Regions from separate parts of the Homo sapiens genome. Here regions 2 and 3 are each linked to region 1. Evidence: chromatin loops called from intact Hi-C (ENCODE). Cell type or tissue: dorsolateral prefrontal cortex. All regions are shown on one strand.

Region 1 (8,000 bases):
ATACGTGTGTGTAGTGTGTATACATAAATACATGTAGGTCTGTGTACACACTGTATATGTTTCATATATGTGTGTATATAGTACATATATACAGTATATATGTATTTATATATATATATATCTATGTACATATATAGATATTCCTGTATTTATGTGGATATTTTGACTCCTTAAAACTTTGATGTCATGTTTTTGGAGGGTTTTTCTTTAAATTATTCATACTGCTTCCAAACTTTTTTTTTTAGAAAATGCATATAAGTGCCATGTGTTCACATCTGGCCAGAACCCTTGGAAGACAGTAAAGTATATGTGTTGGATTTTAAATGTAGAGTCTTCCCTGATGTTTATTTCGCTGTGTTGTTAGCAGCTTGTTCACTAGCAAGAGATTCTAAACCAGATTTATTATTCTAGACATTTGTTTTTCAATATTCATTATGCTGTTTTCCCCCATTACTCACTCAATTTGTGGAAGAAGGATTCAGGCTACACACAATCCTGCCACACCCAATTGTCAAATTGACACAAGAGTTGAAGGCTTGTGGGAGGATATCTTACTGAATTCTTTTTGCCTGTGTGTTCTTCCAGAAATCTGTGCGTTTGGTCGTGAATTACCTGCGGACACAAAAAGCTGTTGTGCGTGTGAGCCCTGAGGTTCCTCTCCAGAATATTCTCCCAGTCATTTGTGCAAAGTGTGAGGTCAGCCCAGAGCACGTGGTTCTCCTCAGGGACAACATTGCCGGAGAGGAGCTGGAGCTGTCCAAGTCCCTGAACGAGCTCGGGATAAAGGAGCTCTACGCGTGGGACAACAGAAGAGGTGAGGCCCCGCTGCGTCTCACGCACCTGCCCATAATCACACGGATGCGCGGCGTGTACATGTCCCCTGTTGGCTCTCCCCAGCACTCTCAGTAGCGCCAGGGAGAGATGGGTACATGAAGTTCCAGGCAAGTCAAGTTGAAGTAGGCAAAAAAGAAATCTGGCCTGTTTTCATTCCTCTGGATTGAGCTGTGCCTCCTTTCTCCCAGCCCTGAACATGTCCTTTATCCTTTGTCTCCCTGCAAACTTCCACGACATAAGTAAAAGGGGAAAAGGTGAGGTGAGATTAGAGCTTATGCTCTGAAGTAACTACTCCAAACCATCTATAATACTTTCTTGTGGGTTGGTGGCTCACACTTGTAATCCTGGCACTTTGAGAGGCTGAGGCAGGAGAATGGCTTGAGCTCAGGAGTTCAAGACCAGCCTGGACAAAATAGTGAGACCCCGTCTCTACAAAAAAATTTTAAAATTAGCCAGACGTGGTGGTGCATCCCCATTCCTGTAGTCCCATCTACTGGAGAGGCTGAGGCTGGAGGATTGGTTGAACCCAGGAGGTTGAAGCTGCACTGAGCTATGATTGCACCATTGCCCTCAGCCTAGGTGACAGAGTGAGACCCTGTCTCTTTAAAAAAAAAATTATCTTGATTTTCTTTTTCAGTTGCCATTAACTGCTGTTCCCAGGTTTCAAACATTGCTCATGTCTAAAACCAGTGGCAGAAATTCATTTAGCTGTTCTCTAAAACTGAACAATTACAGTGCGTGAGATCCATTCCTGAAGATAACTTTAGGGCCACCTTAGGCCTCCTCACTGTGTTGCCAGTGTCATCCTGCTTGCTCATCATGTGAAACTGGCTTTTAGTATGAGGCCACAGTTAGAGCCACTGGTGAGAGTGGCAGCCCAGAGGCCTTGCTGGTGCAGAGACTGTTATGTTGTGTAAGCACATGTTTCTGATTGATATAGAGTGCTAACTGCTACTGTCAGGCCAAAGGAAATGTTATATTCCTTGACCTTAGAATGATCAAAATGGACTTCGTAAAAGTTTCTCTTCTAATAAGCCTCATTTGATGTCTGTTGTCTCTGTTTCATTATTCCACAAATATTGAATAGGTTGAGTTTAAAAAATATATACATATTCAAGTTTTTCCTGTTTTTCTATGACTTTTTTTTCTAATTTTTTCCAACAAAAATGTATTTTTTCTCTTTTTTTTATTTTTTGAGATGGAATTTCACTCTTATAGCCCAGGCTGTAGTGCAATGGTGCAATATCGGCTCACTGCAACCTCCACCTCCCAGGTTCAAGTGATTCTCCTGCCTCAGCCTCCTGAGTAGCTGGGATTACAGGCACCTCCCACCATGCCCGGCTAATTTTTGTGTTTTTAGTAGAGACGGGGTTTCACCACGTTGGCCAGGCTGGTCTCGAACTCCTGACCTCAGGTGATCCGCCTGCCTTGGCCTCCCAAAATGCTGGGATTACAGGCCTGAGCCACTGCGCCTGGCCATATTTTTTCTTAATACCAAGTTTATTGTGAAATCCATGATCATAGTGGAATCTCTGTCCAGCCTTCCTCTCCCCGCCAAGTCCGCCCTTGTCTTCCTGGGTATCTGGCATCTAGATCTGATTTGACATTCAAGAGAGGGTTTTGGCTCAGTTGAGTATAAGATACATGGACTGTTTATTTCTTCAAAAAAAGTACTCTGACATTTGAGAATAATGCATCTTGTGTTTTATCCAGTGTCTTTTTTAAAACACAGACAGAAATAGTCTCAGTATTGCTGCAAAGGCCTGGTGGCACTGAGTATATCAGCACTATTTAAATTTGGTTTACATGACTCTTTGGAAACAGCTTCCATTTGTTAAGATAAAAAGAAAAATAAAGGGAAAACTGTTTCACGTTCAGGTATCTGAAATAAAAAGGCTTACAAGTGTTTCTGTTACATGCTACCACTTGGATGTATCTTGAAAGGTAGATGTTGAACCTGGCACTTGGGAGAAGTGATATAAAACCTGCCTGTCTGTGAAGGAGAGGACCCAGGATAGCCCATGGTCATTGGGAATGTAGGAGCTGAAGTGTTCATGTGGTCAGGGGCCCAGAGCATCTCTTCTGATCCTCATATGGGACAGAGCAGAACAAGCCGGTGCGGTCAGCTTGGCCGTTCAGATTTGGAAGCACTTCTGCCCTTGGTTGGAACTAGCTGCTCCCAAACCTCCAAGTCCCCCTCTCTACTCCTTTGGACATTTTGGCCCTTTCCACCCCACCCCCAAGGCACCACGAGCTTCCCCACCATGGGGGCTCTGCTCCAGCCTTGTGGCCAGCACCCCTTTCGTCTGGACCATGCCTGTGCCATGCCAGCTGTGACATTTGATTACCGTCCCTGCCAAATGCCTGCCTCCTGCTCACTGTCAAATATTCGAAAAGAAAAGACACTTGTCCAGAGGCCATCTCCGAGGCTCCCTTTCTCCCCTACAACCGCCCTGGGCAGGCCTGCTGGGTACTGCTGGAGGAGCCCTTACTTTCAATCCTCTTGGTAGGCACTTGGAGGGGACAGACGTCCACTCCTGAGCCCTACCACTGCTGGAGAACAGAAGGGCAGCTGGCAGGAGGTGAGGCATTGCTACGCAGAGGCCTGCCCTCCCCTGGAATCCCCGGTGGGAGCATCTTGATAAAGCCAAGGGCTCTGCTGCCACCTGCGTCCTCAGCGGTGCTTAGCAGGCTATGCAGCTGTGGCCCTGAGAGGGCCAGCCCAGAGAGGCAAGCTGACCCAGCAAGAGACCTTCTCACTGCTGCAGCAGGACAGCCCCCCTCTGAGGCTTGTGAGGGCCAAGGCCTGGGTCAGGGACTCCCACACATCTCAAAGCTGGACCTCACTCTCTCATTGCCTGCCTTTTCCAGTTCGTCTGAGCAAAACTCAGTCCGAGCCTTCCCTGAGCTGTCAAGGTACAGTGAACCTGGGGCTTCCCGCTCCCGCTGTGAGGCTGCACTATGCATGGCTCTGGGGTCAGAGCTGCACAGAGGTGATGTTTTTGTGCCAGACTCCAAGGAATGGAAGTTTGGCTTGGGGCCCTCCTGAAGGTGCATGCGAGGCTGACATGAGATTTTGGTTTGGTTTCTTGATTCCCTGGTTGGTTCAGATAAGAATGCTTCTTAGGAGAATTTGCTGTGTGGCTCTAATTGATGAGAAATGAGGGAGGCTGTTACAGAAAACAAATTCTGTTGCCCAATAATTCAGGGCAGATCAGAAGTGGTGTGCGCAGGAAAGGCACCCTTTCCTTTTCACCTCTGCCTGCCCATGCTTACCTGCCCCTGAAGGCCATCCTGCATGCTACAGAATTTGGGACAGTATGGATTTTAAAATTTAACCTTTTCTGTCATAGACAAGTATGCAAATGATTAGTCCAGATTTTGCATTTATTCCAACATCTATTTAAGTTTCATAGAGATATTTCTATACAGAAAGAGATGTTTATATGTATATATAGGCAGATATAGATATATGTGTGTGTGTGTGTGTGTGTGTGTATATATATATATATATATATACTTAAACATATACATATATGTATATACATATGTAGAATGCCCATTGTACATTTGCAGATGTTGACCTGGTCCCCCGCTTCCATTTACTCCTTATGGCCTTGTTCTGGTCACTGAGTCTCCTCCTCTAGACAAGTGAGTGGTTTGGACTCGTTGGTCTTTAAGGGTCCTTCATCCTTCTCTGCCACTCTGCAATTCATCTTTAACATTTTTCAAATCATTGTAATGCTTCAGAAAGTAAAACTTTCTTGCAGACTGTGTGAGTTCCCACACTTTTCTTAATATTTAATTACGTGTAAATTAGAGTAAATTCAAACAAAATAAATGCCACCCTCAGCTTATCATACCATAGGCACCATGGGTTCTAGAGCTCACTTGCGTGTGTTCGAGGGCTGGCTATGCATCAGTTGTTCATTGTTGCTCTGCTTTATAGCTGGGCAGCCTCTGGAAATTTTGGCTGATGGGAACACTGAGTTCTCCTACTTTGCTCCCAAACCAGTTCTTCTTCAGTGTCTGCCAAGCCTCTAGAGGCCTCATAGGAGGCCCCTATCAGTCAGTGACTGAGACCAAAGCCTCACCTCTAAAAATAGACCATCAGTGTTAGGCGCAGCTCAGCACTGTGAGTCACAGGCCCCTGGTGCCTCCAGACAGCTGCAGGCTGTAGCTGCATGAGAAAGTGTCTCTCCCACTATTGAGGGGCATTCTGGTGCCGGGGCTGTCCTGGACCCTTCGTCAGGGAGCCGACCTCAGTCCTTAGAGGTGATGATCAGCCACTGTCCTCATTCAAGAAGAGAAACAACAGGCTAGATCTCATTGCAGTTTTCTGATGCAGTCTGTCCTTTCTGTGGTCGGTGTAATACAGCTTGTGTACTAGGAAAATGCTCTACTTCTCGATTATCAGTAGGATACTATGATGTCATCTGTTTCAACATAGACAATTTCTCAACTTAAGATTTTTCAACTTTACCATGGTGTGAAAGTGCTATGCATTCAATATGCTCCTGGACTTACGATGGGGTCACATCTGGATAAAGCCGTCGTGAACTGAAAGTGTAACCCCATCGTCAGTTCGTGAGCATCCGTTGGTCCATGTCACATACCACTCAATTCTAGAAACATCCTTGGTTATAAACATACATATTAAAGCATATAATAGTTTAGATGCAGTCTTAACTGTGTGCTCTGTTTTCCTCTTTATAGCTCTGTACCTAATAGAGGGCTTGCTGCAACTAACTTTACAGCGCGTTTGCACACATGCATTGGTGCTGCTGCACCATGTTGCAGTGGGCCCTCTGATTTGGGTACTGTGCGATGTGGAGCCTGCTCAGTGCCTCCACTGGAGCCTCCTGCATGTAACCAAGTGTCCTGGCCCTGCCCTGGTGGCTAGGATGTGCACCTTTGCTCCTACAGCGTGATATCAGGAGCGTGTGTGCTGGGTTTTTGCTTTGCTGTGTGGACGCTATCAGTGTTCACGCCTGTGTTATTAATGCACTGACTGCTGTGTGTGTTCTCTAACTCAAATGTGAAATCATATATTAGCAGGTCAAGAAGTTAATTGAGGGTTACCTTGTTTGCATTAATAGTCTGATGGCAGAATTTGTAAAATCCCAGTCCATGATTCTGCCACCAATGGTATAGAGCTCTTGCTATCAGTTGGCAGTGATATGGGAAAAATCATTTTTCTATCCTCCAGGAACACCTCCACTTTCCTTCTTCTTGTCATATCTGTATGCCCTGGCAGAGAAGAATGGAATGAAGTAATGACAAAGGCCTTTCCTGAGCAAATCATGACACTAGTGAGCAGTGTGCTGAGCTGTGTGAGTGCCGTCTGCGTGCTTGATGCACTCACCCTCAACCTGCAGATGAAGCTGCTGAGGCTTGGAGGAGCTAAGTGGTTTTCCGAAGTGTGCCTCACACATGGGCGCTCTTAATCTCTCAGCACCACTCCCAAGCGTGTTCTCCAGACCCTCAGCTTAAGCCTCCTTAGGGGCTAGTTTGACTGTGTAGTGCTGGGCCCTGCACCCAGCGTTTCTTATTCTGGGGGTCTGGAGTGGGCCCAAGCATTCGCATCTCTCATAAGTTCCCAGCGATGCTGATGCTGCAGGTTCCATCTCGCTTTGGGAACCACATCCCATGGCTGTCTTGTCAGCTGACAGACACATCTGGGCTTCAGTGTGCTTGTCTGGAATTTGGAAGGTTCCAACCTGGCTCTAGAATCCTGATGAAGAAAAATTCAAGAGGGGTTGAGGATTTAGAGCTTCAGGAAAAAGAAAGAAGAAAACAATTGCTCCCCTAGAGAATGTAATTTGAAAGGAAAACGTTCTGGATGCAGCAGAGGAAGGAAAATCTGGAAAGGTGGTTCCTGGGAGATTTGATGCAGTTGTTTCAAATACCACCTGGGGAGCCCATAGCTGTTACTCCATTTTCTGGAAATGAGCAGGAAAGCTGCTGATTTATTTCATTTAGTTAAAGTTTGTACCTCACTCATAATTCTTAAAGCAGGTGTATTGCACTGATGTCGCAGTCTTAGAGCTGTGCTGATTTGGCAGCCACAGGCCTCATGTGGCTCTTGCATGTACCGAGTCCACACTGATATGCTGTAAGCCTAAAGGGCTGCTGGATTGTGAAGACTTAGCACCAAAACCAATGTAAAATATCTCATCAATACTTTTTATATGGACTGCATGATAGAATGACAATATTTTAGATGTATTGGATTAAATGAAATTATTACAATTAATTTTACTTGGTTCTTTTTAATGTAGCCACTAGGAAATGTAAAATTACATGTGTGGTCTGGTTTAGCTTTCTGTTGGACAGCTCTGCCCTAGAACTTTATTTATTTTGTCATTCTCCAAAAGGGCACAACCACACCCAGAGAAAATGCCTCCATCATTCCTAAAAGACTGTGTAAGAACCTGTAGTGATTTCCCAAATGGACCTGAGGACTTGAAGTGGCTCGGACAGCTTTGAAAGAAATAGTTGATGGCTTTCCCTCTCTTACAAGAACTAAAAGTTTAAGAGTAGAGGATTCATTTATTAAGATTTTTTAAGTAAAGTATTGAATCTCTTGTTTCAGATGCTGAAAAATAACTTAGTGCTTTTTTTTTCCAGAAACCTTTAGGAAATCATCACTTGGCAATGATGAGACAGATAAAGAGAAGAAAAAATTTCTGGGATTTTTCAAAGTTAATAAAAGAAGCAATAGTAAGGTAATGGATTAAATACACATATGATTTTGTATCATGTAAAAAAAATAGTCTCTTGAAATACATGCATTCAACCTGTCCTGGAACTTTTCTAAACAATTCTATTTAAGAATACTAATTCCTTCAGGTAAAAGAGAGCTTATTAGTATGCACTGGAATGACAGGCTGTGCTTCCACACTTGATTCCAAAAGGAGTAATCTTGGGTGATGGTGGTTTATTCACTAGGGGGACAGGAAGCCTGTGGGCTCCTGATGACCGGGGCCATGAGCCCTTCTGCCTGTGGGTGTTCCGGTACTTCCACAGAACTCTGCCTGTGGCTGAAACTCAGTAAATCTTGTTTAGATTAATGAATGAGTGAATGGATGTTATAGTTAAGTGTAAATAGCCAATATTGCTATCAGTGAACTGTAGCTTATGCCTCGTGGCAGAGAAGAGTATCA
Region 2 (8,000 bases), 130 kb before region 1:
TCCTAGGCCCCGCCTGCCCCCCCAGGCTCTGTGCCCCTCCCCACAGTTGACACAAGTGATCGGCAGTCCTGGCCCATTTAGATTGCAGGCCCTGGGTCACAGCGTGAAGCTCCTCCCTCTGGCAGAAGTCTGACCTTTACTCTGTGTCTCATCCTGACAGCTCTAACCAGGCTTAACCCTCCACTTCATTTCTGGAAACTGGTCCCTGTTGGGTTTCTGAGTAGATGTCTGGGGGCCTTCCAAGGATCTGAGGTTGTCCAGGCCTAGGGTCACCTGGGCCTTTTTCCTAGAACAGCAAGTTGCATCTTGGCCTGGAGGTGGCACGTCACCTCCTTCTCATTGTTTTTCTGGATGTTGAGGAGCTCTCTTACTCTTCACCATCCACCTGCTTCGGGCTTCCTGTTGCCATCTGTGCTCAGCATCTGAGACACTGGGTCACTCCGGGCTTCTTTTGCTCCATGTCCCCACCATACTTCCTCTTGCTGCCTCTGCCAGGTGCTTGGAGTATGTGTCACCTGTGAGGTGGACTTCTCCTTAGGGATTTCAATGGGGTCTGGCTCACAGTGCCTAGTCTAGTTTTCAGCTCTGGCCCCTCCTGGGCAGCCCTTCCCATGGTGGTGTCCAGAGCAAGGAGGGGCTCCCCAGATTTTGGGAGAGACTCTCTAATACCCACACCCAAGGTGCAAGAAGAGATTCATTCATTCAGTGCACCCTTTGTTTACTGAGCACTGACTCCACCCTGCTAGGCACTGCCCTAGATGCTGGGGGTGATAAATCAGACAAAGGCCCAGCGCTTGCTAAGATCACATGCTAGGGAGGAGACCAATGGCAAACACATGAGCAAAATATATGCGGAATAGGATATGTTATTTATGTTTTTTATTCCATTTATATATAATGTATATACATATTTATAAGTTTACATAAATACAAATTTTATGCATTCATATAAACATGTCTATAAATATAACACATTACATGTAAACATTTCTTTATAAACTTACATTTAAATATAAACACACACATATATACACACATACACATATACACACACACATATATATATACACATACACACATACACACACACATACAGTGACAAATGCTCAGAAGAAAATTAGGACAAGGCAGCAGTCAGGAGCTTGAGTGAGAGCTGCTTTTATTTTGTGTTTTAAGACAGGATCTCACTCCATTGTCCAGCCTGCTCCCCACTCGCCGCCCCGCCCCGTAGCTGGGATTACAGGTGTGTGCCACCATGCTCCGCTAATTTTTTTATTTTGTAGAAAGTTCTCCCAGGTTGCACAGGCTGGTCTCCGACTCCTGAGCTCAACTGCTCCTCCGGCCTTGGCTTCCCTGAGTGCTGAGGTTACAGGTGTAAGCCACTGTGCTCCGCAGGGTGCTTTTAGACAGAGAGGCCAGGAAAGGCTCCTTGGGGAGACCACGGGATGAAAAGGAGGAGGAAGAGCACTGTGGAGCAGCATCCCAGCCAGAGGCCCTGAGCCGGGAAAGCGCTCCACTCATGGGAGGCTGGGCTGCAGGGAAGTGAGCCCCAGGGCCACCTGGGGACTTAGGAAACCTTCTAGGTGGGAGCAGGGAGCACCCAAGATCTGCCAGCCACGAGTAAGGACTCACATTTTGCATATAGACTGGTCTGCCCCCCCTTCAGTTAATGAGAAAGCAGGGGATCAGAGGGAGGAAGGCTGCGCAGGCCTCTGGATACCTCATCCAATGACAAGATCGCAAGGGGAGCGTCACCCCCAACGCTATCAGGCTCGCCCGATCTGGCCTCTTGTTGGTCTTTTATTCGAGTCATTGAAACCATATGAAACTGCCACTTTTATAGGTCAGCCCATCATACCAACCAAGATCTTAGAGAGTGGAGGTGAAGTTGGGCAGATAAGGGACCTCTGGCTGACTTGCTCTGGGCCCCGGCGTGGCCGGCAGGACCTGCATATCTGCCCGCCAGCCCGCACTGGAGTGGCAGGGTTGTGCCACAGTAGCGCCCAGTGAATCAGGTTGGCAAACTTAAGCGAGCATTCACCTAGAGCGAGTGAGTTGTTAGCAAAGCGAGGCCGCGCTCCAGCCCGCACTGTTTCTGATTCCGTGGGACCTGGTGGGCCCCAGAAATCTGCATTTCTAACAAGTTCCCAGGTGTTCCTGACGCTCCCGGTCGGGACTCCCACTTTGCGACCCTACGCACTAGACATTTGCTGCACGGATAAAGGTCAGAGAGCGGTGCCGGACACTCACTTCTCACCCTCCAACGTCAGTCCTCCCGGGCTGGTCCGCCCACCTCGCCCTCGCACGGCCTCCAGGCTCCAGGTGGTTCCCCTCCCCCAACTCCGCCAGGAGGCGCCGGCCCCGGGATCCCCCACTCCGCCCAGAGAGGGTCGCGCTCCCCCCAGGGGTGGAGGAGCACGGGGAGAAGCCCTCTGCCGCACCCGCGGGTGTCGGTGCAGGGCCCAGGTGCCGGAGGATTCCTTCCCCGGACGCTCGCCGCGGGCCGGGTCGGGACTCTGAGCAGGCGGGGCGGGGCGGGGCGGGGGCGGCGCTCCGGTGGGCGCGGCAGAGCAGCCGGGGCGGGGGCGCGGCGCACCTTGCTCCCGGCGCCCCCGCCCCGCGCCGCCGCCAGCCCCTCCCTGCGCTCCCGGCGCCCCCGCCCGCTAGAGACGATTCCAGCCCCTTCCGTCCGCCGCGCTCCGCCGCTGTCCTCCGCCGGCCCGCGTGGGAGGACGATGGGTCAGCGCGGAAAAAGTGAATGAGGGCGGCAGCGGTGGCGGCGGTAGCCAGCGCCTGACTCGGCGGGCCCGGAGCACCGCCCGCGTCCCGGCCCCCGGCACCATGGACGCGCCGCGCGCCTCGGCGGCCAAGCCCCCGACCGGGTAAGCGGCCCCGCGGTCGGGCGGGGTGGAGAGGGGGCTTCCCTGGGCTCGGACGCCCGCGTCCGCACCGCGCGCTCCCGGGCAGGGCGCCCTCTCTGCCGCCCCAGCGGGTGCTGGTGGTAGTGGTGGAGCAGGTGGTGCGGTGCTGGTGTTGGGTGCTGGTGTTGGGTGGTGGTGCGTGCTGTGTACTTTGGGCACCCGGGTCGTTGCCCAGGTAACCGTGTCGGGCCGGGGCCGGAGCGCACTTTTCGCGCGGGGTGGTTTGTATGCAGGCGTCCTTATGGGGGTCCCCGCCAGCACAGCCCCCACTCAGCTCCGAGCTTTCCTCAGGCCCCCCAAGTGTTTGCCGTAGGGGTGGAGCGGGGAGCGAGGGGACGCCCGGCCTTTGACTCCGGCCTCTTCCCTGCGGGCTTGCCCCTGGCCGGTTCCCATCAAGTCTTCCCTCTCCCGGCCTCGGCGGCAGCCCCAGGATCGGCTCTCCCGGCAGCGTGGAGGGGAGGGCTCCCCGGCTTCGCAGCCGCCCGGGCCCCGCGTTCTCGGAAGGTGTTCGGATTGCCCGGAGGGTTTCATGGCAGCAGCTCTCCCTCCCTGCCTTTATTCCAGGGTCTCCCCTGGCAGTGGAAGGGGCGTCCTAGTGGGGCCAGGCCTGAGGCGCAGACATCCGTAGCGGACCCGCGAGTCTGGCGGCCCATCCCTGTCTTCGCGATTCCGCTTTTGCCCAAACCTCTCCCGGTTTCTGTTTGCTATCCCCACACCTTGCGTGCAGGGATTACACGTCACATTCAGGATTTGACTCTCAGAAAGAGTAATTTCCCTCAAACAGGACGAGCAGCCCTGCTCATTATTCAGACCCCGAGCCAGGTGCGCCGTGCTCATCCCGGCCAGCGGTGCAGGCTGGGCCGCGGGGTAGCGCGCAGTCCCGGTGGACTTTGTAGTTTTCAGCGCGGCGCGCCGGGGACCTTCGAACTCGCTCGCTCGCCTGGAGCAAATGTGTATGAGTCTTGCAAATGGAATGAGGGTTGGGGTGAGCCCTGCACCTGCTTACTGAATGGGCCCACTTTCTGCTATGGCAACTGGACTTGAAGGAGGCAGCTTTGGGGACAACAAATCTTTTTTTCTGTTACAGTTGTGTCCCACTGACTCACCCTGCCCATGTGCCCATAGGCGGGCGTGTTGCCCAAGTGTGTAAAAGACTTTCAGTCGGGCTCTTTTTAAAATTTTAAAGTTTTCCTTTAATGCCAGGAAAAGGTGAGCCAGGTTAGCAAATCAAATAATCCTGAAGCTGAGGAATGTTAAAAAGAAGTTTTCTTTCTCTCTCTCTTTTTTTTTTTTTGCAGTGCACTTACTGGTGGTTATATAATTCTCTTTGAACAAACAAATTCCCCAGAAAGAAAGTAAATGTGGGAAATCCTTTTTCATGGTAATAGGCATCCCAAAATAACAGGGAAATGTGAAACAGAGGTATCTTTAAATCTGTGGCTTTCATAGCCTATTAAATGAGCCTATTTAAGGACACTGAATTATTTTGTCACTATCACCTTATAAATAAATATGAAGACAGAGAGAACATTTAAAAGGCCGGCAAAACTGTATCCAAAGAGTATCTGTAAGATCCTTGAAGGGAGTCTAATGATAGAAGTGAAAGGACTTACCCTAAGAGCGTGGCACTCTTTTCAGCCTGGTACTGTGTGGCAAGAGGTAGTCGAGGGCTGGCCTTCTCAGGGCTTCCCAGAGCTCTGATTGGCTTTCATATTTGAATTGCAAAGTAAAACTAAGGATTTTTGCTATGGAAAACATGAAATTATTCCTGATGCATTCAGTTCTTTCCCTCACTCATATCCAGTGTCTAATTTACTTGTCCGAACATCTTTGTCCAAGAAATGTAGACATATTATTTTTAACTTCTATTGTTCTCACTTTGTCATTTGTTAATACTTTCAGTGAAGAAGCATCAAGAAAATGTTAATATCCTTATATTTTTTCAGACAAGAATTACGTGTTTAATAAGCAATTTTGTGTTCAAATCTGAGGAGATAAATGGTGTTAGGTCTTCGAATATTTTATATAATTTAGGTGTATGCTTGCTAATTATAAAGGTTAGATATTGCTGTGAAATTTGTGGCTTTAGTACATTATTGGTGGCAGGCAGATTCTGTTGGCTCTTCACTGAGATTACTCCTCTGTTCCCTGAGATTAAGGCAGTGTTTGCAGTGTGCTTGAGGGAAATTTGTTTTCCATCTGATTCTGCAACCGTTTATTATAAAATCAAACTTTCAGTAAGCCTCTGTCTTCCCACATGATAACAAACTGATGTGGTGAAGCTGTTGCTGTTGCTGAAACTACCACTCCTCCTTGTGTTGTATAGAAACAAGCTAGACTGGGTGCAGTGAATTAACGAGATTTCACCCTGTGGCCTACAAACGCTCTTCTAGAAGATTACTGAAGGGAGATAGGTTGGTGAATGTAAACTCACTGACTCTGTGTCTGGCTAAATTATTAACAGGTAGTTATTAGTTATCTTTGTGAAAAACACAAATATACGTTTTTACTTGGATTGAAATTGTATGTTTTTTACTAGGAATTTCATTAAAACAGTGATGTATGACTTCCTTGACTCCTGGGGAAAGTGTTCTTTTAGGAAAGAGGCTGTGTGCAAAAACTAACAAGTCAGACTTGATGTGACTTTTAGGGAGTTTTAGAGCTCAGTTGAAGTATAAGAATTGACAGAATACTCAGAACACAAGTAAAGGCAAATTGCCTTTTGGTGAGGTTTTGAAGTATATTTAACTCTCTACTTTATCTGTTTACTTTGCGTTTGTCTGAATATTTATAGGAGCCATCCCAGTAGTCGGCTGTTACAGAACACAGGGCTAAATTTCCCATTGGACCCTCTGTTAATAAAGGACAGAAGAAGGCTTGCTGTTTGGCAGGACCATGCTTAATTTTTTTTTTCCTATGGAGGAAAGACATGTTTCTGTAGAATACAGTAATCTCCAATGACATGAAATGTCAAAACAGCTGGTGCATTTGATCAATGGCTGTATTCAAGCAGTTTGCTCATGTAAAAATCAGTGGAAGTTTTGCTAATCAGTTTCGTCAAAATGTGGACTTCATGTACACATAGCTGTTATTCATTTCTTTGCATAAATTTATATTTATTTAATCAAGTTATTAGAACCAAAAGAAATTTTAAAAAATTAATCGAAGTGGGTAACTTGAGCTACTCTAGTCCTGTCGGTGCCGCACATAGTATTAAGTGTAGAAGGCCTGTGACTCTTGGTAGTGACATGGGGCAGCCACAGTGACATTTTGTATGAAACCCTCATAAGCATGCAGATATTAAGAAAATATTAACTCTACACCATAATAGGAAGCTTAGGTTTCTAGGCCTTTGGCTTTTGGCTAACATGTTAGAGAAAGTGTTTACATTCTTTCAAATGAGAGCATGTATAATGAACTGTTACATAAAACTTTTCCCGTTAGATTTGAGCATTATTTTTAAAAGATATTACTTCTGAGCTACTCTTTATTTTGGCAATTCATTTAAGAAAGTAAAAGTTAAGAATTGCTTGATGTAATGTGGAGAGTAGGCCTAGGAATTTTAATGTTTTGTAATTAAAATATTTACTAATAAATTAGAAGAGTTGGACATTTCTGTGTTGCAATATCACATAGTCTCAGAGCATTTTTATTATTTCTCAGTGGTTCTATAAAGGGGATAGAACTGAAGTATGATTAAAATTTGTTACAAAGGTATTTGTTAAGTGTTGCATCTCTCCTGCCCCCAGGAACTTTTGCCTGCAGTCCCTCCTGTGTTTTCTCGTGACCTCCAGTGCACAGGTGGAGTGGATTATTATTGAGTGGAACCTTGACCCAGGCAGAGCGACAGCCCCCACGTATATGCAGGCCTGGATTCTGTGGACTTCTTAATTTGGGATCCAGGGAATGAAGTCATAATCTGTGTCCACGCAAGTGCTCCTGTAATTATTAAGAAAACAATGATTATAGGATGCATCTATACACCGTAATAAGTAGTTTAGGTTTCTAGGCCTTTTGTGCTTTGTTATAAATTTATGATTAAATTTAATTTTGTAATTGATCTGCAGTTTTGAAAAGTGAGCATAAATATTTGATACCAAAGTAGTATTAATATTTAGATCAAGGACATACAAATGTGAAATATGCTAACACTTGGTTCTGATTTAGACTTGAACTTTGTAAATACACTAAGAGTTCCTGTATTTATTTATTTTTTTGGTGGGGGGACATAATCTCACCATGTCACCCAGGCTGGAGTGCAATGGTGCGATCTCAGCTCACTGCAACCTCCACTTCCTCGGTTCAAGCGATTCTCCTGCCTCAGCCTCCGGAGTAGCTGGGATTTACAGGTGTGCACCACCACACCCAGCTAATTTTTGTATTTTTTTTTTTTTAATAGAGACGAGGTTTCACCATGTTGGCCAGGCTGGTCTTGAACTCCTAACCTTGTGATCCGCCCGCCTTGGCCTCCCAAAGTGCTGGGATTACAGGTGTGAGCCACTGCCCCCGGCTGAGGTCCTGTATTTATTATATGGTGTTTTCGTACATTCCTTCATTCTCTCCCCATCCACATTTAATTATGAAGGTTTTATGCGTTGGTTAATTTTAATTGTGTGGTTTTTTTTTTCAGTTACCTTATACTATAGCTGAAAAAAAGTTGGTATTTCATGACCCACTGAAAGCTTTTACATATCTTCATCTTTGTACTTTTTCTTTATTTAAAATACTGTAGTTATTGGTTTATATTACTACATAGAGATGTATTGATAATATGCCTTTTTACACTTTTATGATTTTCATTTATTTGAGTTGTAAATTTTAGTTTCCATCTCCCCCATTTTATACTTTGCTTTCTCGCTTCCACCTTGTCACTTGAGTGTTTCTGGATTTTTCAGGGCCACTCCCTGGCTTTCTGCTTCTGAATTGATGGGAAGCCTACGTCACTTTTCTTTCAGGGTTCCATAATTCCTTATTTTTCATCTGTCTCTTGCTGGAATAGAATTAAAACTTTTTTCCTCTTGTATACTTTATATGATTCTAGTTGCTTCTTGCAAAGCTAAGGATGGTCAATACTTTCAA
Region 3 (8,000 bases), 55 kb before region 1:
GTCACCACAAGATTCCGCGATGACCACAGGTATCCGCTGGTTTTGTGAGGCACTGAGTCCTGCAGGCCCGCACTGCTTGGTGTTTGCAGGGAGGCTGCATCTGTGTTGGCTATGGTGACTTACTGGGGCGTGCTGGGCTCTAATGTTTAGGACTTGGTGGGGACAGGGGTCCACCCTAGGCTATTTTGGGAACACACTCTGATTTTTCTTTGAATCGTTCAATGTAGTCATTTATTGTTCATGTAGTTTAAAAATAATTAAAAATGTAAATGAGTCATCTGCACAAAAAAAGCCCATTTGTTCTTGCCAAACTCTGGAAGAAGTCTGCAAGTATGACAATCTGTGTAACTGATAGAATCTACAAATCAAGGACATCATGGAATTGCAACCACAATAACTCTTTCTTCATAAACATTATAATGCTTCATTAATCAGCGTTTCTGCATTTTATTTGAATGAGATAGAAGTTATATGGCCCAGATCTAATAGCATGGCCTGTGCTACACTGTACGGTGTGCAGGCAGGATTCTCTCTCCACCTCACGGGGGCTGACAGCCAGACCAGCAGGGATGTTGGGGCTGGGACAAGGTCAGGGCTGGGCTGTGTGCCAGGGGAGAATTTTCTCCTGGAGCTTTGGGGAGTGAGCCATGATTGGAAGTGGGATGAGAGGATGGGCAGGAGGCCCAGGGGAGGGGAATTGCTTGGTGCATGTGTCCTGCTGACAACAAACAGCATTTACTATGGGCTTCTGAGCTGTCAGGGACAGAGGAGGCGGCCCCTGCTGATGGAGATGGAGCTCCTGCTTGGATAGACTTGCTGCAGGCCATTTGTCTCCCTGGTCCAAATTATACAAGAAAATGCCATCTTCTTCATAGAGTCTTTTGTCTTTTTATTTCAAGTAGGAAACTTACATACTTGCTTTTCTGCATTAAGGCTAGGATATTTATTTTTTTAGTTTTAAATTCATGGAGTGATAAAAAGAAGTGTGAAATATTTTCTAAATGCTACTAGATATTTTTAGGCCTTTCTACTTAAAAATAAATGACACATACATACCACATGGTATAATTCATAGATATCTTCTTTGCATTTGCAGAGATCTTTGCCATAATGAAAACTAAGTCTTTGGATAATATATTATTTTTGCTAAAATCATTTCCTCACAAAATTTCAAGTTACTCTGCAGGCAGGATTTGTCCCTTACCTAACTTTGTTTTGCATAATTTGATAATGTCAATAAGAAAACTTTAAAAGTGCCCCAATGTTTGAATAGTGCCATATGGTTTGCGAGGTGCCTTTTGCTTATTTCACATCACTTAATCCCAGCCTTGCTTTTAGCTAAACAGTTGTGTCTATCTTATTGCCCCTCTAGAACCTTTCTGAGATCTGAGACCATACACTGTACTATCATTTATGTTATAGACTCCCTAGGAATTACCTTGTAAATGGTAGGTCCTGATACATGTTTGTAGAATGAATGAAACTGTATTTCTAATTTTATATATTTTTATATATCATTTCTTCTATGGATGTAATTCATTCATTGGACAGATACCTGTTGAGCTCACACTTCAGCAAGCTGCTGTTAGCTAGTCTGGTGGTTGAGACAGAATTGTCCAATCCAAGGGAGGAAGGGAATCAGTACAAATGTTGTAGAGCTGTGGAGAAAGTGTTTAGTACCGCAGAATTGGAATCTTAATTTAGGGTTTGCAGAAAATACTTCTAATTTCAGCAGGAGTGGGTAGGGATGAGGAGAAAGTGAAGATGAAAGAGTATGGGCTGGGTTTTAGAAGGGGCTGGTGTTTTGTTGGACTTTGATGGCAATTCCAGGTAGAAGAACAGCATCCACAAGACTCTGGAGATGTGAAAGCAGGAGTTTCAGGGAGCTGTGGACTTGCAGGAGAAGGGCGTGTGGGAGGCAGGGAAGGTCATCATGGGAAGAGGCAACTGATCAGGTCCGTTAGAGTGTGGAGGAAGCCTGGCTGTAAAGGCGCGGGTTTCGGAAGCTATGAGGAAATTGGGACATTGGGTGTAGGGCTCCTCTTTGGAGGCGTTTCCTCTTTTGAATGGAAGGAGGTGTGGAAAGAGGAAGGAAAGAACAGTCTCAGCTAGCGAGCCAAGACAGGGAGAGACTAAAGATAGGAGAGCAGAGAAAAAAATGGGTGAAGCCTTAGAAGAGATGTGAGCTTAGCCCTTTTCTGGAACTGCGTTCCTTGCAGGAACTCCCTGGGGTCTCTGCAGACAGAGGCGTGGTGAAGGTGGAGCCCAGGACAAGAACATGTTGGGCGAGGTCTTCCGGGACTTGGAATGGCTGCAGCAATGATATAATGGGGCTGAGAGCAATGAGCAGGAACATCTACCTGAGGGCCCTGTTGGGGTCACCGCACGTGACTTTGTGGGGAGGGCCTGTTTCCTCTGGCAGTGTCTTGCAGCCTGGGGGAAAGCTGAGGCACTTAGGGATTGGAACTGGAGCATGCTGTGGGTGAGAGAGAGTGGCCGTAGGAGAGGCTGGGCCCCATGAGACCCTATCGGTTTGGTGTGAAAGGGAGGAAGTACCTCTGTATTGTCAAATGGCAGCATCCACACAACTCTCTCTATCTGTGGCCAGAATATAGAGTTCCCTAATTGAAGGTTTTGGACATGTGAGTGGCTATTACAGCAGCCTGGCAAAGAAGGCCGTGTGATTGAACAAGTCAAGAAACCATGAAGTATTTGAAAAGTCAGTGTTTCTGTTTATGCCTTGGTGGATGACAGCAGGTGTACAGGAAGGAGGACAGCAAATACCCACTACAGTCATGGGGCACCGGGGCATGCTGGTCCAGGCGTCTGTAGAGGACTTAGACATTCTCCTTGGAGTGCGGCCTATTCTTGTGTTTACATTTTGCAGTGGAACATGGTTTGCAGCCTCAGTTCTCATTGGCAGGTTGTGCACTGGGTTTCATCCTGGAGCCTTGAGGGTGGGAGCTGAGCACACATGTGTGTGCAGAAAACTGTGCTGGAGAGGAGGGCGTGGGCAGAGCCATCTTGCAGGGACCAACATGGGGAAAGCATTTTCACATGATGGTTTATCTTTCCTTAGCTGATATATTTTTTAATTTTTAATTTTGAAGATTCACAGGAGGTTAGAAAGCTGGCACAGAGGTCCTGGTACCCTCCCCAGTTTCCCCGTGGTTGTGTCATCTGTAGTATAGGACAATACCAAAACCAAGAAGAGGACACTGGCACGGGTGCCCGCCACGTGCACGTCCTCACACCTGAAGGTCCATGCAGGCCAGACACGGCACCGCTCCTTCACCCCAAGACCTCCCTCTACCCCCTTTCAGGCACAGCCACCTCCTCCTGCCGTCCCCAACTCCGACAATCACTAGTCTGTTTTCCATTGCTATGATTTTTGTCATTTTGAGGATTTTATATCAGTAGGATCATACTGTACGTGACCTTCCAAGACTGCTTTTTTTCACCCAGCGTAACGTTCTTGGGCTCCACCCAGCTTGCTATGTTGCCTCCTTTTTCCTGCTGAGGGCTAGCCCGTGGCACGGGTGCACCAGAGTTTAACTGTTCACCATGATCCCCACATCATGTTTTCATAGATATATACAAGATTATACCTTAGCTCATTTTTAATTGTGTGGTGAGTATATAATTTTAAATTTCCAATAGATCCCGTAGTAGCAGCTGGTATTGAGTGCTTTGCAGTCCCATGAGGGCAGTGACATCACCGTCACCCCTGTGTCACCACTGGAACCGGAGGTACAGAGGGGTGAGGTGACTCGCACATAAGGGGGACAGGAAGTCACACCCCAGCGTCAGCTCCAGTACTTCTGCTCCCCGCACACAGCTGCCTTCACATCAGTGCAGCGAGGCCACAACATCTTTTCAGCTTCATGGAATAGCGTCCAGAATAGCCCCCACCTCAGCACGTTGGCTTGAACGTGTTCTCTTACATCAGTTCATGCCATGTTTTGCCCATCCGTCCTTAGTGGGACCAACGGGACTGGCTCACTCATCCAAGCAGTGCCACCAAGGCGAGTTTAACAAGCGCAGAAAATTGGTCTGGTCCCAGCTCTGTGTCCCTTCATACCTGGTCATCCCCTCCTGGGTGCCTGGTGACTTTGGGCAGCTTCCCAAGGGAGCACCCAGCCCTTCTTCTTTGGGGCCTGGACTTCCCTTGGTAGCGGTTACCCTGGGCTTTCCTCGGTGTCAGGTACCTTGTTGGATGAACCAGCTGTGCGGAGGTGATAATGTTGGCATTCGACAGGGCCTCCCAGAGAGGAAGCACCTGGGCGAGTGGGCCTCTTCTACCCAGGAGTCGGGTTCAGCTCTGTCTCCAGCTCTTCCAGGGCCCAATTCTCAGAACAGAGCAGATGGTGGGTATCTAGCTGTGTTCAAATCCTAAGTTAACATTTTCTGTTTGTGGATCTTATGAACCTGAAGATCATAACATTCAACAGCATCAAGTAGGTGACCTCAGAGATCAGAGTCAATTTATGGGTGAGGAATTGGCGTATAGCAGGGTCGGTGGACAGCTCAGGTTGATGACACTCTGGAACTTTCTGGCACCTTTTTTATACTGTACAACATGGAGCTGAGTCCAGCCAGGACAGCCTGTGATACCAGCAGAGGGTGTCCAGCTTCCTGTGTCTTGAGCAAAGAATTGGACAAAATGCACAAACAAAGCAAGGAAAGAATGAAGCAATGAAAGCAGAGATTTATCAAAAATCAAAGTACATTCCACAGGGTTGGAGTGCACCCGAGCAAGCAGCTCAAGAGCCTGGTTACAGAATTTTCTGGGGTTTAAATACCCTCTGAAGATTTCCCATTGGTTACTTGGTGTACACCCTGTGTAAATGAAGTAGTGGCCCACAGTCAGTCTGATTGGTTGTGGGAGGGGACCAATCAGAGGCTGAAGTGAAGTTATAAAGTTACACCCTATGCAAACTTCTGATTGATTGCAGAAAGTGACCAATCAGAAGCTGAAGTGAAGTTACAAAGTTATACTCTTACGCAAATGAAGACTTGGCCTGAGACCAGACTGGTTGTGAGAGGGGACCAGTCAGAGGTGCTTTCAGTTTTTCATCTGTACGCAGGAAAGGGGAGTAGCCTCTGGTCTTTTTGTTACTTGGGAGTGCAAAGTTGGGGTTTTCCTTTTGATTTAGGTCTAGGAAGTCAGCGTGAATTGGCCTTAGGGTCCCTGTCTCCAGACATTACTCTCCTGCCTCACCTGTGTTATCTTATCCCATGTGAGAGGACTCCTCCCTGAAGGACCCCTAGCACTTCTCTGCAGGATGGACCTTGTGAGCAGCTGAGGAACGAGGATCATGAGTCTGGAAGAGGCTTTGTTACCTTTTTAAAACCATGTGAAGTGAGGAAATACTGACACACAGCAGTGTTTGGCTGCCAGAGTTGTCAGCCTCCATTTCTCCTTGCCATACGTGTTCATTTGTCACATGTACAGACTTCCATTTCATCAAACTGCTCTTCCAATGACAGTGACTTTTATTTTTTTAAAAAATATAGATTAACTTGTTTCTCTTCCTCTGGAGCAGGAGCTACATCACTAAAATGTTAATCGGTGATCGTGGGAACGGCCGAGGAGCATTGGTTTCTTAATGGGATCTGCACAGGGGAGCACCCAGGCCTTCCGAGGGGACCAGCTCTGCCCAGCACTGAGTGCCTGTGGGGAGATATGTTCTCACTGGCATTTGGTTCATTTATGTTCTAAAATGAGTTTAGACACTGAATTGTTGTCATGAATAACATGCAAAATAGTGTGTATTGGGCTGCAAATATAGACATACTAAGTATCAGTTAGTAAAAGAATGTTTAAAAGTTTGTGTGTAATCTTTTGTTATTGGAGGGACACGTTGAGACTTCATTGAAGCATTTACCACATTGTGATCAAAACTGGAATTTGCTCTCTCTAATAATCCTTAAAAAACAACAGATGGTGCAGGACCAAGGTGCTGTGCCCACTCGTGTTTGTTTACTTAGCCTGAACACCAGCAGGGTTACCAGGTCCTATTCTGGGGCAGGGAAAGGCTGGATCAGATACAGCTCTGCCTTTAAAGCACTCACTGCCTGGAAGTGGGTGGGTGGCAAGGCCCACTGCTCACCAGTCACCATCAGTACCTCTGGGATAGCCCTTGCTAGGCTAGGAACTGTTGAACAGCCAGCTCTCCGAGGAAAGGGTGGTCTCGTAAATTTCACTTATAAAAAGGATGTGTAGTACCTAATTTAAAATAATAGTAGGCTGGGCACGGTGGTTCATGCCTGTAATCCCAGCATTTTGGGAAGCCGAGGTGGGTAGATCACCTGAGGTCAGGAGTTCAAGACCAGCCTGGCCAACATGCTGAAACCCCGTATTACTTAAAATACAAAAAGCCAGGAGTGGTGGTGCGTGCCTGTAATCCCAGCTACTCTGGAGGCTGAGGCAGGAGAATTGCTTGAACCCAGGAGGTGGAGGTTGTAGTGAGCCGCGATCGCGCCAGTGCACTCCAGCCTGGGCAAAAAGGGTCAAACTCTGTCTCAAAAAAATAAAATAAAAAAAAAATATGTTCAGTACTCTTTAATGCAATTTCCGTAGAGCCAGTTGCTGATCATAGATGCTTTTGTTCACTTGAGCCGCACTCAAGTCCATGGCCACGCTGTGGCTGCTCTGATGAAGGAGCTCAGTTCTGACATGAATGTTGATGGATATTTTCACTTACAATGAGTAAAGCAAAGTGAGAAAGCGAATGTTAGAATGTCCTCTTTCCTTCAGTGATATGAGACTTTGCTGACCTGGATTAAGTGTATGAATACTCACAGTGTTTCCTTAAATTATTATGTGATTCACAATGTGGAAGTGACAGGCAGGACCACTTGTGAGTGTGATCTGCATTGTCAAGATTTTCTCATCACCATCCTAGGTCTTGGACCAAGGCTTGGCAAGCTGTGGTCAACAGGCCAGATCCTGTTTTGGTACAGCCTGCAATCTAAGAGTGGTTCTTGCATGTTTAAAGGTATTTTTTAAAAAAATTAACAGGAAAATAATATTTTGTAATATATAAAAAAATTATATGAGATTCAAAATTGTGTCCATAAGTGAGATTGTATTGGAACACAGCCAAGTTCATTCATTTATATATTGCATTTTTGCCACAGTGGCTAAGCTGAGTAGCTGTGACAGAGATCATATGGCCCACAAAGCCTAAAATGTTTACTATGTAGCTATTTATGGAAAATGTTGCTGATCCCTGATCTAGACAATCAATAAAACAACGTGTGCCTTGATTTGTCACATTTGCTCATTTCCATGGCAAAATACCATGACCGTTAACCAGCCACTAAAGTGAGACATGAGTGTGGAGCTGGGCAGAGGCTGTGGCAACTCCCATCGAGTAGTATTCTTACCAGAAAGGGGTCTGATCCAAACCCCAAGAAAAGGTTCTTGGATCTCATGCAAGAAAGAATTGGAGGCAAATCTGTAGAGTAAGGTGAAAGCAAGTTTATTAGAGAAGTAAAGAAACAAAAGAATGGCTACTCCATAGGCAGAGCAGTAGCGCGAGTCCTGGTTGGCCATTTTTATGATTATTTCTTGATTATGTGCTAAACAAGGTGTGGATTATTAATAAGTTTTCCTGGAAAGGGGTGGGCAATTCCTGGAACTGAGGGTTCACCCCCTTTTTTGACATACAGGGTAACTTCTGGACATTGCCATGGCATTTGTAAACTGTCATGGTGCTGGTGGGAGTGTAGGAGTGAGGACGAACAAAGGTCACTCTTGTGGCCTCATGGCTTTGGTGGGATTTAGCCAGTTTCTTTACTGCAACCTGTAATCAGCAAGGTCTTTACGACTTGTATTTTGTGCAGACCTCCTATCTCATCCTGTGACTAAGAATGTCACCCAGCAGGTCTCAGCCTAATTTTACCCAGCCCCTATTCGAGATGGAATCGCTCTGGGTCAGATGCCTCTGACAGTATTTCTAGCCCCAGACAGAATGGATTTTAATAACCCCAAA

The links. A loop is a pair of places that touch in the nucleus more often than their neighbours do. Peaks named below come from ENCODE experiments on the same cell type or tissue, not always from the same donor. Only the 100,000 strongest peaks of a DNase experiment are listed, where the experiment ranks them.
Region 2: a loop joins it to region 1, with 2.6 times the contacts of the local background. A loop is called at or near these places in 5 of 110 quality-filtered maps.
Region 3: a loop joins it to region 1, with 2.5 times the contacts of the local background. A loop is called at or near these places in 9 of 110 quality-filtered maps.

Annotation. Positions count from the first base shown.
Region 1 is chr7:51,183,664-51,191,663 of GRCh38, reverse strand. It overlaps COBL (cordon-bleu WH2 repeat protein), which reads left to right. Exons shown (of 13, transcript NM_015198.5): 4 at 586-814; 5 at 7,465-7,562. Among named protein-coding and RNA genes, the nearest start is that of COBL, 130 kb to the left of the region's middle. RefSeq lists enhancers at 2,684-3,289, 3,290-3,896. In dorsolateral prefrontal cortex, CTCF peaks have their summits at 3,515, 4,624 and 4,829; DNase peaks (open chromatin) are centred at 3,493 and 4,969; H3K4me3 peaks cover 386 bases; H3K27ac peaks cover 6,699 bases.
Region 2 is chr7:51,311,475-51,319,474 of GRCh38, reverse strand. COBL (cordon-bleu WH2 repeat protein) reads left to right here and starts at 2,666. Exons shown (of 13, transcript NM_015198.5): 1 at 2,666-2,882. The coding sequence starts at 2,842. It overlaps LOC124901633 (a long non-coding RNA gene), which reads right to left and starts at 2,491. Exons shown (of 2, transcript XR_007060324.1): 1 at 2,251-2,491; 2 at 1,143-1,428. RefSeq lists enhancers at 1,222-1,814, 1,815-2,408. In dorsolateral prefrontal cortex, no CTCF peak of the experiment used is centred here; DNase peaks (open chromatin) are centred at 2,043, 3,101, 3,934, 4,591 and 2 weaker places; H3K4me3 peaks cover 4,914 bases; H3K27ac peaks cover 8,000 bases.
Region 3 is chr7:51,239,091-51,247,090 of GRCh38, reverse strand. The region is part of intron 1 of COBL (cordon-bleu WH2 repeat protein); the gene reads left to right. Among named protein-coding and RNA genes, the nearest start is that of COBL, 74 kb to the left of the region's middle. RefSeq lists an enhancer at 2,773-3,273. In dorsolateral prefrontal cortex, a CTCF peak has its summit at 756; DNase peaks (open chromatin) are centred at 70 and 700; H3K27ac peaks cover 7,258 bases.